2 separate regions of the Homo sapiens genome follow, and region 2 is linked to region 1. Evidence: chromatin contacts called from ENCODE POLR2A ChIA-PET data. All regions are on one chromosome and are shown on one strand. Each heading gives the region's core, a stretch centred on a gene start or an enhancer-like site at or near the end of the contact. The rest is flanking DNA. Distances are from core to core; before and after follow the strand shown.

Region 1 (6,130 bases), core at 446-2,945:
TTTAAAAGTTGTACCCATCTAGCCATGCATGGTGGCTCATGCCTGCAATCCCAGTACTATGGGAGGCCAAGGTGGGAGGATCACTTGAGCTCAGCCTGGACAAAATAGCGAGACCCCAGCCTTGATTAAAAAAAAAAAAAACCCAACAACAGAAAAAAACAAACATGTTGTACCCATCTGGTCTTTGCTCTCAGCTCTATCGCTTAAAGACCCACAGATGCCTATTTTTGCCAAGTTCTTGCGTATTACACCAAATAAAATACATGACCCATTCTCTGAAAGAGACACTTACGCTGTATAAAGCACAGGTTTGAGAAACCTCCCTTTCCAAAACAAGGAAGTCTGATACATCTGCTTACCAGTGTAACACCCTTGATCATGTTCTGTACATGACTACAAATAGTCCGAACGGTAGCCAGTTCCTTTCTGTTACCCCACCATTTGTCAACCCGGAGCTGTAACAGAACAAAAAATGTATTCTTTCCAGAAATATGCAGGCTTAAAAGACAACAGACCACTTACCGAATTACTTTAAGATTCTAGAATTAACCCTTATCAAAGCACATGGTTTTCAACTGGAAAAATCCAACCACCTATAAAACCTCCCAACAGTTAAGCTTTGTAGAAGTTGCAACAAACTTCCCTTCTGGAAAATTAAATCATCAGGTTTAAATGACCTACTGCCGGTTCCTGTGATTTTTACAAAGCAATCACTAGGAAAATAAACCAAACTTCTAACACCATTAAGACGTGTCACTGATGACCACTATTACATTTGAGCTTTATATAATTGGCTGTGTTCAGAATCTGGTTTTTCAATTTCACTGAACAGGCTGGTATTCTGGACAGCAACATTTAAAGCTGAAGCACTGAACCTTAATTCGAAAATTGTTAAAGCAACCAAATGTGATGCTGTTATAAACCACCTTCCAACGAGCAACTGAATTATCAGAAGAAAAACCCTCACCCTCTTTTTTTTCTTTCCAAGAAGGCTGAGTTCTACATTGATGTGATTGAAGTCCCTCCGCAGGGTTCCTCTGGGGCCCTTCACGATAACTGTGCGTCCCTTCAGAGTAATGTCGACTAGAAGAGAGAACACACTCGTCAGGCCACACAACGCTTGGAACGTGCAGTAAAGATGTAAGTAAAAGACATCAAGTCTCATACCATTTTCTGGAATGTCGACAGTCTGATTGCTGAGAATAGTCTTCATTCTGAAACACAAACACTGGGGGTGAGGCCGACGCAAGGCCCGTTTTTCCACCAAACTACGCCGCACAGAGCTCCACTCCTACTGGAGACTGCCAGGCGGAAGTTCCAGACAAGATGTCGGAGGACGGGAGACCGACAGCGGGCCCCAGTGTGTCCCAGCCTGGAAGGAGCAGCCCCAAAGCGAGAATTACGAGGCCCAGCAGTCGAACTCCCACTCAGCCCAACCCTGGAAGTCCTATGCGGGCGGTGCCATCCCGGCAAGACTGAGGGGCGGGAATAGGCCAAAAAGCCCACAACAGGATTCGCATCTGGCGCCGCCAGGCTCATATGGCGCTTGCCGAGCTGGGGGACAAACAGGACAAGGTTCCGAGAGTGGGAGCCGCGCCGCAGCCTTTCCCAGAGCAGATGGTTTCAGATTCCCAGTACCCCCACGAGCACAGAAACATCCTTACCTCGCAGTAGACGCAGCAAAGAAAGAACGTCTGTCGTCATTACGTACTTGTATCGCGTAAGGGGCCTGCGTATTGCGTCATGAGTGCGCGACGCACGTAAGGCTAAAGCAGCCAATCGTGGAGCAGCTTGGCTGCTTGTCATAAATGGAGCGACGTAATTTCGACCTGTCCTTTCCCGGGAGTTAGCGATCCCTCAACCCCTGCACTGCGCTAGTCCTAAAGAGGAAATGTCTCTACGCTGCGGGGATGCAGCCCGCACCCTGGGGCCCCGGGTGAGCGGCGGGGCGAACGGGTTTGGGCGTGGGGTGGGGGGATCCTATCCCTTCAGAGCGCCCATGCCCAATAATAAAGGCCAGTGCATTTACTGAACATTTACTACTAGCCAACGGCAGTTTTAAACGTTTTTCGTGTAATCTCATGTAATTATCCCGCCAGCCCCATGATATAGAGTCTCTGGCATCAGTTTGTTTGCAAGTCTCTCTGGGCCAGCACCGAGGACTTATTTTCTGCTTAGAGTGGTTTGTACCCTATATTTATGGAGCACTGCAGTGAGCACCCCACATAGCTATTCTGTCTTGGACTCTTACTGTGTGTGAGACACCACTCTAGCCGCAGAGAACACAAACCTGTCCGCTAGGCTTCAGCGGCAGACATTGAGAAGTGCAGTAGCAATCGTGCAACACCCTAACAGGCACTCTTTGAGTTGTCGAAGGTTCTTTTGAGATACATGTGCAGACTCGTGGATTTTGTAGTGTTTTGGCTATCTCATACACGTTTGTGTTCAGATGTAAAAGCCGAATACCATGATTTCTTATGTTCTTGACTGCCACGTTCAAACACAGAAACAATGTAACCTAGAAAGTAAAAACGTTCATCCTGGCCAACATGGTGAAACCCCGCCTCTATTAAAAATACAAAAATTAGCTGAGCGTGGTGGCGTGCGCCTGTAGTCCCAGCTACTCGCCAGGCTGAGGCAGGAGAATCGCTTGAACCCGCGAGGCGGAGGTTGCAGTGAGCCGAGATCGCGCAACTGCACTCCAACCTGGGCGACAGAGCGAGACTCCATCTCAAAAAAAAAAAAAGAAAAAGAAAGTAAAAACGTTAGGCTTGGTTTTAACCTTCCAGTTGTCTGAAACTAATTGGGCATTATTAACCTACGTTTCAACAATTATTCAAAGCTCGAGAGATTTATTGCACACTTCACTTTAAACGCCCCTGATTCAAGTCAGGACCAGAACAGTTTTAAACTGTGGCACCTTCTTCAGTTATTGCAGTTCAATCTTGTTGAAAGACAAACATCTAGTTCCTGGTAGGTGGAGTACATGAAAGTGTGATATATGTTAGTTCCAGAGATTTTCGGGCCGGGTGCGGTGGCTTACGCCTGTAATCCCAGCACTTTGGGAGGCCGAGGCAGGTGGATCACCTGAGGTCAGGAGATCGAGACCATCCTGGCTAACATGGTGAAACCCTGTCTCTACTAAAAATACAAAAAAATTAGCCGGGCGTGGTGGCGGGCGCCTGTAGTCCCAGCTACTCAGGAGGCTGAGGCAGGAGAATGGCGTGAACCCGGGAGGCGGAGCTTGCGGTGAGCCAAGATTGCGCCACTGCACTCCAGCCTGGGCAACAGAGCAAGACTCCGTCTCAAAAAAAAAAAAAAAAAAACAGATTTCCAAATCTATTCTAAACTCAGTAGTAAACAGTCAACTCTTACTCTCTTTTAGGTTTGGTTCCTTCAGTCATCTTTTATATTCTAATGCCCTAGAATACTAGAGCTCCTAGTTTGACATAATTTCTGAATCACTTTTTTGGCTTTACCCTTCCGTTTAGGTGTTATGATGGGTTAAAACTAAATTATTACGGACTCCACTAAATAAACGTCATAATTAACTCTTTCTTTAGGTATTTGGGAGATATTTTTGCAGCCCAGTCAGACCGTTAAGCTCCTTGCCAGATAAAAAAAAGGAACTCCTACAGAATGGACCAGACCTTCAAGATTTTGTATCTGGTGATCTTGCAGACAGGAGCACCTGGGATGAATATAAAGGAAACCTAAAACGCCAGAAAGGAGAAAGGTAATTGAAAATTTGAGATAATTTTAACGTCCCGTTCCTTTATTGTGCATTATTTTCAGATATAACCAAGCCCTAGAATCTGTTTTTAATATCAGACTTGTTAAATTTAGCTAAAAATCATTAGAAAGATGTGATAACAGAACTAGATAGAACAAGTAAGCAGATGAAATTTTTGGAATCTTTCTCTTTTCTCTTGCCCTTACTATGTTACACTGCCATCTCCCCATTTTCTACCCAGCATCCAACTTCTTCAGAGTAAAGATTACTGCTTTGCTACTAGTCTGTTAGATCTGGGTTAGTAGCTGTTGATGATCTAACTTGTGCTTCTCCTAGTCAATTTACATGTGACCTATGGATACCTTGCCTTAATTTAAAAGAATGATGGAATTTTATGTAGAAGGTAGATTGAGTTGAAAGATAACTTAATCCTGCTCCTTCTATATCACAAGTGGATGGAAGTCATGGAGAACCAAGGATACACAGTCTCCAGTCCAAATTTTAGATCTTTTTTCCATTGAGTAACCACTATAAAATCTAGAATGTAGAGCAGACAGTGCACAGTTGTGATCTTTCCTCAGTCTAAACAAGTAGAGTACTTTTTGGCAGTATCATTCATGAGGGATGAGATATTTGAAAACTTGCTCATTCTCTTATTAGAATAGTGTAACTCTGCCTTTGCAAAAAAGGTAGACGTGAGTATAGCGCCCTGTTACACTCCATTATTGGTGTTTTCTTTTTGTTTGTTTGTTCTTGAGACAGTCTTGCTCTGTCACCCAGGTTGGAGTGCAGTGGCACAATCTTGGCTCACTGCAAGCTCCGCCTCCTGGGTTCAAGGGATTCTTCTGCCTAAGCCTCCCAAGTAGCTGGGACTACAGGCGCCTGCCACCACGCCCGGCTAATTTTTGTATTTTTAGTAGAGACAGGGCTTCACCATATTGGCCAAACTAGTCTCGAACTCCTGACCTTGTGATCCGCCCACCTCGGCCTCCCAAAGTGCTGGGATTACAGGCATGAGCCACCACATCCGGCCATTATTGGTGTTTTCTAAAGTGGTTTGAGCAAGGCTAAATTTGATTCTGTGTTCTTACTCCTATGACAGAAATTATAAGAGTTATTCTAAGGTTATAGAAAAAATTATTAACTAGGAATTGTAATAGAAGAAATTAACTTCAAAGCTGTGTAATTATTTGGCAGCATATTTGTTAATAGATAGTTATGTTTGGCTTTCCTTAGGTTAAGACTACCTCCATGGCTAAAGACAGAGATTCCCATGGGGAAAAATTACAATAAACTGAAAAATACTTTGCGGAATTTAAATCTCCATACAGTAAGTTGTCAAAGTGTAAACTATCCCTCTTCACCAAAAGCCATGTTTCTACGTTTATATAACTTAAAAATTATTAATAAATATATAAATAATAGCAAAGAAAGTAAATATGTTAAGTGATACATTACTACCAGGAATGGAAATATATTTAGAATCATTTTTCCGGCAAACAAAGAGATTTTTTGCCCTACGAGTTTGGAAACAAGGCTTTGTTTGTTTTATATTGCAAATTAGATATATGATTTGTTGGAAAGAATATAAAATTAAATATGAAGGTATGTCACATACGCAATGCCATATATAAACCATACTCCTTTACCTTTAACTCTTCAGTATATAATCTTTCAGACTTTTTTATTTGCACATATGAAGTATATACATTCGTAAAGTTTTTAATTTAAAAATTGGATTTTGGCCAGGTGCGGTGGCTCACACCTATAATTCCAGTACTTCGGAAGGCCGAGGTGGGAGGATCACCTGAGGTCAGGAGTTCAAGACCAGCCTGGCCAACATGGTGAAACCCCGTCTCTAATAAAATACAAAAAAAATTAGCTGGGCGTGGTGGCGTGAGCCTGTAGTCCCAGCTACTTGGAAGTCTGAGGCTGGAGAATCACTTGAGCTTGGGAGGTGGAGATTGCAGTGAGCTGAGATGGCACCACTGCACTCCAGCCTGGACGACAGTGAGACTCCATCTTAAAAAATAAAAATTCAAGTCTGTCCATTCTTACATAATTATGTAAGGGAGTACACCTCTATAGGACATGCTCACTACACTCTAATCTTAATATAGAGTTGGGCAGTTTAACAGCCTTTTTTTTTTTTTTTTGAAGACAGGGCATTGCTCTGTTGTCTATGCTGGAGTGCTGTGGTACAATTGCCTTGACCTCCCAGGCTCAAGTGATCCTCTCTCCTCAGCCTTCTGAGTAGCTGGGAGTATAGGTGCACATTACCACGCCTGACTAACTTTGATTTTTTGTAGAGGCAGGATTTCACTATGTTGCCCAGACTGGTTCCAGACTCCTGGGCTCAAGCAATCCTCCTGCCTCAGCTTCCCAAAGTGCTGGAAT
Region 2 (5,565 bases), core at 2,861-5,360, about 15 Mb after region 1:
ATTATTCTCATCATCTAAGATACTTCAATTTGATGTAGTCAAATATTCTATTCTACTTATCTACCTCTCTAAGTGAGGGCTACTCTGTAACATACTGCTATGGAAAGATCAGGAATCTGCCCTAGACATGTATAAATAAGTACTTTATGCCCAAATGAGTATAAATTTTACCTCTGGTATAATTTCTATGGGGAGATAAAACTTTAATTGCCATATAGGAAACCACTGGTGAATTTGGGATGATTTGATGTGCTTGTTTTGGGTTGCTTGTTGCTGTTGTTGTTGTTGTTGTTGTTTTTAGAGATGAGGTCTCACTATGTTGCCCAAGATGGTCTCGAACTCCTGGTCTTAAGTGAGCCTCCTGCCTTGCCCTCCCAAAGTGCTGGGATTATAGGTGTGAGCCATAGCACCCAGCCTAAGTTTTTACCATTGGGAAGCAAATGTTTTGTGGAGAAGCCATAGTTTTGAATAGCAATTTAAAGATGAAAAATAGATGATAGAGGTGGAGAAAGGTGTCAATGGGAAACCCCACATATGGTAAGATAACTATGTGTGCCATGGACCACAAACAGGCTAGCCTGGTCGAAGCAAAAAGGTTGATCCCGAACATAATGGGATGAGGGCATTAGATAGGTAAGGAAGTGACTGATGGAAAATCAAGAGTGATAGCTGATGATGAATGGTGATACTGTATATGATTTTGTGCATTGATATACCATTTTTCCTTTCTTTTTCCATCTACATGGATCTCAAAAATGAGCAATCTTCTCTCTGGAGGTGGATAAGACAGAACATTTTGCAAGCCCTTTAAGTCCTTCAGGAAACACAAACATCCTGTGATCTGTCACTCAGGATTCTGACTCAGACTGGGAATCTGAGCAATGCTCATGGCAATAAGCCAGGACCAGGCCCTAAACATCTGGCTGCTCCACTGTATGGATCTTTGGCATGTTAAATGTCAACAGACCTTGTGGATATAAAGTTGACTCAGTCAGAAAACATCTACGGTCTACATGGAAAAGAAAGTCTTTTGGAAAGAAAAGAAGGCAGGGTGTCTGAACCCTCCATCAGGATTTCCCTACTCCACTCTATTTCTATTAGATGAGAGGGATGAGGAAAGAGTACTCAGCCACCTTTTCAAGTCATCTGGTGGTCAGGGCTATTTGTAACTCTAATCTCATATTCATACCAGTCGTTTCTAAATCCAATCCCATATTTACACCAACCTGTCTTACAACCTTAATTTGGTTTCCCAGGTGTATTCCAGTTCCACTGTCAAATAGTAAGTACTGGATTATCCCTAGATAGACTCACCAAAAGATTATACAAGTCCTTAGAGGAGGGAAGTGAGACTGTAGAAGAGACTCAGCATCCAACAAATATATCACATAATATATTCAAACTACTCTAAGTACTACACCAAAACAATGACTTTCCTGACCACCATCCTAACCATGACACCAACCCTGGGTAATTTCATCTCATCATATTGCTTCAAATATTATATATGCTTTAAATAATATAGGCTGATGCCATTTTTATTTCTACTCTCACTTTCTTTTTTCTTTCTTTCTTTTTTTTTTTTTTTTTTTTTTTTTGAGACTGAGTCTTGCTCTATTGCCCAGGCTGGAGTGATCTCGGCTCACTGCAACCTCTGCCTCCCGGGTTTAAGCGATTCTCCTGCCTCAGCCAGCCAAGTAGCTGGGATTACAGGGATGTGCCACCTCACCCAGCTAATTTTGTATTTTTAGTAGAGACGGGGTTTCACTATGTTGGTCAGGCTGGTCTCGAACTCCTGACCTCAGGTGATCCACCCACCTCAGCCTCCCAAAGTGCTGGGATTACAGGCATGAGCCACCACGCCCAACTCCAATCTCAATTTCTGTTAAATTCAGATCCATATTTCCAACTGCTACTCTACATCAAAAATTTCCTCTTGGCTATTCTTATAGCACTTAAAACTCAAAATGTTTACAACCAATTTATCTTTTTTCTGTTCCATTCACTCTATCTACAGTCTCATCTGAAACAACAAAAAACTGCTTATCTTTCATCTGTAACCACTATATTTGTTAACACAATCATATTCAATACAGACACCTGAGCTAGAAACCCAAGTCCCCACTGACCCATTTGTCTTTCTGTACCCCTGTCCTATCTAATTAGTAACCAAGGCTCATTGGTGCTACCTTCCAAATTACTCTTGAATTTATTCTCTCCTCTCCATTCCCACCACTACTGATTAATGTGACACTTATCATTTCAAGTCTGGACTTTGGTACTGGACACTAACTGTCTCTGGTTTCTCTCTCTTCCAATCCCATCCTTTACAATGATTACAATATAATCATTTCAATTTTCTGCTTAGCATCCTTCAAAGACCATTCATCTTACTACAGAGGCCTTCATACTTCTTCACCTGCCACTCACACTCTTTGCTTTCTGCCACTAAGCAGCCCTTCCTGCTTCTGTCTCCTGCATGCAGCTTAATGCATATCCATCCTCTGGGCCTGTGCTCACTCTTGAAACTTTGGCCTAGAAGTCTCTTCTCCTGCTGTTGTTTTTACTCTGAGCATCTCCTAGAAATAGTTCAAGCCTCAGTCTCAGAGTCCATGATGCCAGCAGGAAGAAAGAACAGATCTCTCCTCCATGGTTCCACAGTTGTTGCATGCCACTATCACACACTTACTTGAATTCATTGATGGCTATGGTTAGGTGAGCCACTGTGCCCAGCCCGGGGTCTAGTCATCTTTGTAGCCCTAGTACCTAACATATGTAGGCACTCAGTAAATAATGGTGAATTAAACTAAATTGAATTTTAATAGCAACTGTCTCCTATTTCCAGAAGTTCCTCTAACAATATGATGCAGGCCTTATATTTAAAAGTAGCCATTATTCTGATAAGTTTTATATTTTGTTGACAGCTAAGTACACTAAGAGTCCTGTCTGGATAAGGGTCATTCTTTGGCCAATTTAAATGGAATTGTGATTATATTAGGCCCATATTGTTTGGAATCTAACTAACTTGTCTGATCTCAGAAAAATTACAAAAAAAAAAGAAAACACAGGTAAAAACCCCTCTCAAGGACAGCAATGACATAGTTAACTTTGGCTACCAATGCACCTTCTACATTCATAATTATTGTCACTGATGCTTTAGAGCACCCAGAATAGTGAAATAGTGTATAACTGAGACCTATTAAATTCTAACAGGCTAAGCACAGTGGCTTACACCTGTAATCCCAGTACGTTGGGAGGCCAGGGCAGACAGGTCACTTGAGGCCAGGAGTTTGAGACCAACCTGGCCAACATGGTAAAACCCCAGAAAGCAAAAAATTAGAGTATACTCAAAAAAGTATAAAAAATTAGTCAGGCGTGGTGGTGTATACCTGCAATCTCAGCTACTCGGGAGGCTGACACATGAGAACCACTTGAACTCAGGAGGCGAAGGTTGCAATGAGCCAAGGTTTCACCACTAAACTCCAGCCTGGGAGACACAGCCTTGCTCTGTCTCAAAAAAAAAAAAAAAAAAAAAATCAAACAGGTAGCATAGAGACAAAATCTGTGAAAAGCTAAACACTGAATTGATATAAATAAAGTGTTCTACTCCTTATCTCAAAATGTTAAAGTGCTATATTTTCCCCACTCACATAAAAAAGTAACAATTTATGTCATTCAAATGATAAAGAAATAACTCATTTATTTTATTAAATATGAATGTCCTTAAGGAACAAGTATTATCTTTAAAAACCTGTTCAGAATTGGTAATTTTATATTTACATCTATCTTCTGAATTATATTACCTTTTTACCACTTTTGTAGGTTACTATGATAAATTCTTGCCTTAACAACAGCTATTGATTTTAATTATTGAGATACCAATGATCTCGTAGGGGGATGCCAATTATTACGAAGTATCTGTGGAAGACAATGGTGCTGTGTATGCATACAGAATTAGGGACACTGTCTTGCTCAATCAATTTTCAGTCAATGAGCTCATCAGCTAAATCTGATGGACTGACAGAGAATCCAAACAGAGTAATACAATGACTAAGACAGTAGTTGGTTTGCCCAGAGCAGTCAGATGAGGAAGGGCATCGAGCCAAGTCCAGAGACTCAGGGCAGACTCCAAATGAGCTCTAGCTAACAACAAGACAATATCTCTTGTTTTCAACCCTGTGTAAATTATAAAAACAAGAGGATGTGGCCATTATGGTGTGTTTCCCAAAAACTGTTCATGTAGCTGTGATGTGAGCAGCTAAAGAATTCCACAGGCCGACAGTGGAGGGAGAACCTTAGCCCTAATCTCAGGGCCACTGGATTTAGAAGCATCCACAGTAAATCCAGTAACTTATTAGTTTTCCTCATTTAGCCAGGAGGTCTGGAAAGGGAACTTGTCTCCCACCAAAAACAAAATGATACTTTGATTGCAAGTCTAAATCCAGGATCTGATTTTGGCAAGTCGTTTAACCTCTCAATATCTTATTGTGGAAATAACAGTTAAAAAAAAAACAAAAAGTCCTATCTAGCTTAAATAATTGTGCTAACCCAAGGACATAACTGGTTAGAGTCTTTATAAACTGCAGTCCTGTATACAGGTAAAATAGAATGGTGAGGAAGCATCCACCTAGAACACTGACATTCTTCTTTCAATCCTTCATAAATTATTGAGCATCTCCTCTGCCAGGTTCTGCTTTATATGCTTAGGAAAGCATGTAAACAAGATAGCTTAGATCTCATTCATTTTGAAGCTTCCACTAGGCCTTTGATTCATGTGCAACCAGCTTGCAAAATGCTGGTCATACACAAGTTTTGGGCTCTGCCCTCAAGCAGAGGGGCATGGAGAAGATTATGAGACAGATGATGATAGTAATAAGATGATGCATTGAAATCAGTGCAAATCCATTTCATCTCCATCCCAACCTCACCCTTTTACTGCACCATTGAGTTTGGGGTTTGGTTTAGGAGGTCCTGGATGTAAATTCACCCTCTCTTTGAAATAATAATGGCCCTCTTCTCATAGGGTGGTTGTTCTCAATGAACCCAGTAGACATAAATATCCTGCAGGAGCTTCCATTCTAGCAGGGAGATTCAGACGATAAACATAAACAGAAGATATTATGTAGCATATAGTTGGAAAGTGATGACTGCTATGGGAGAAAAAAATAGAGCATGGAAAAGGGATTGGGAGTGCAGAAGGCACAGTAGCAGCTTTGATATTTTAAAAAGAGTGAGAAAGCGGCAGCTAGAAAGATCTGGATTCTCATTTCAGGTCACCATTCAGAAAAGCTAAGTTTGCTGTACAGTAAGGCTCAGGAGATCTGATCCTGATTGTAGAAACCTCTGATTACAGAATCTTGGATTGTATCTCCCACTGTATCCTCCTAGACCATCCTGCAAGATCTATAAGAGTCCTTTTGGGAAATCCCTAGGAGTTCTTGGAAAGAAGAAAGATTGTTGGTTGGAATAAAAAGGGTTGAATGAGTTCCAGAAAGCCGGGTTCTCAATCTCATGGACAACAATCTGCAGAAGAAGACAACTTCAAAAAACCAACTAGAAGCAACA

Evidence for each region. ChIA-PET counts read pairs that join two places held with the same protein, here RNA polymerase II (POLR2A).
Region 2: POLR2A ChIA-PET joins it to region 1 with 13 read pairs in AG04449. The contact joins the enhancer-like site here to the promoter of RPL9 in region 1. POLR2A ChIA-PET finds 5 or more read pairs at or near these places in 2 of 52 experiments (AG04449 and activated T-cell).

The regions. Positions count from the first base shown.
Region 1 is chr4:39,457,227-39,463,356 of GRCh38, forward strand. RPL9 (ribosomal protein L9) reads right to left here and starts at 1,696. Exons shown (of 8, transcript NM_000661.5): 1 at 1,665-1,696; 2 at 1,168-1,214; 3 at 968-1,083; 4 at 360-455. The coding sequence starts at 1,213. LIAS (lipoic acid synthetase) reads left to right here and starts at 1,830. Exons shown (of 11, transcript NM_006859.4): 1 at 1,830-1,936; 2 at 3,564-3,736; 3 at 4,970-5,063. The coding sequence starts at 1,892. RefSeq lists enhancers at 697-1,447, 1,643-1,937, 2,308-2,357 and a silencer at 1,878-1,927.
Region 2 is chr4:54,081,446-54,087,010 of GRCh38, forward strand. It overlaps a transcript of CHIC2 not described here and the pseudogene MORF4L2P1. Among named protein-coding and RNA genes, the nearest start is that of GSX2, 16 kb to the right of the region's middle. Within about 2 kb of position 4,111, at least 5 of the 41 ENCODE cell types and tissues checked have a DNase peak (open chromatin) inside an H3K27ac peak, as active enhancers do.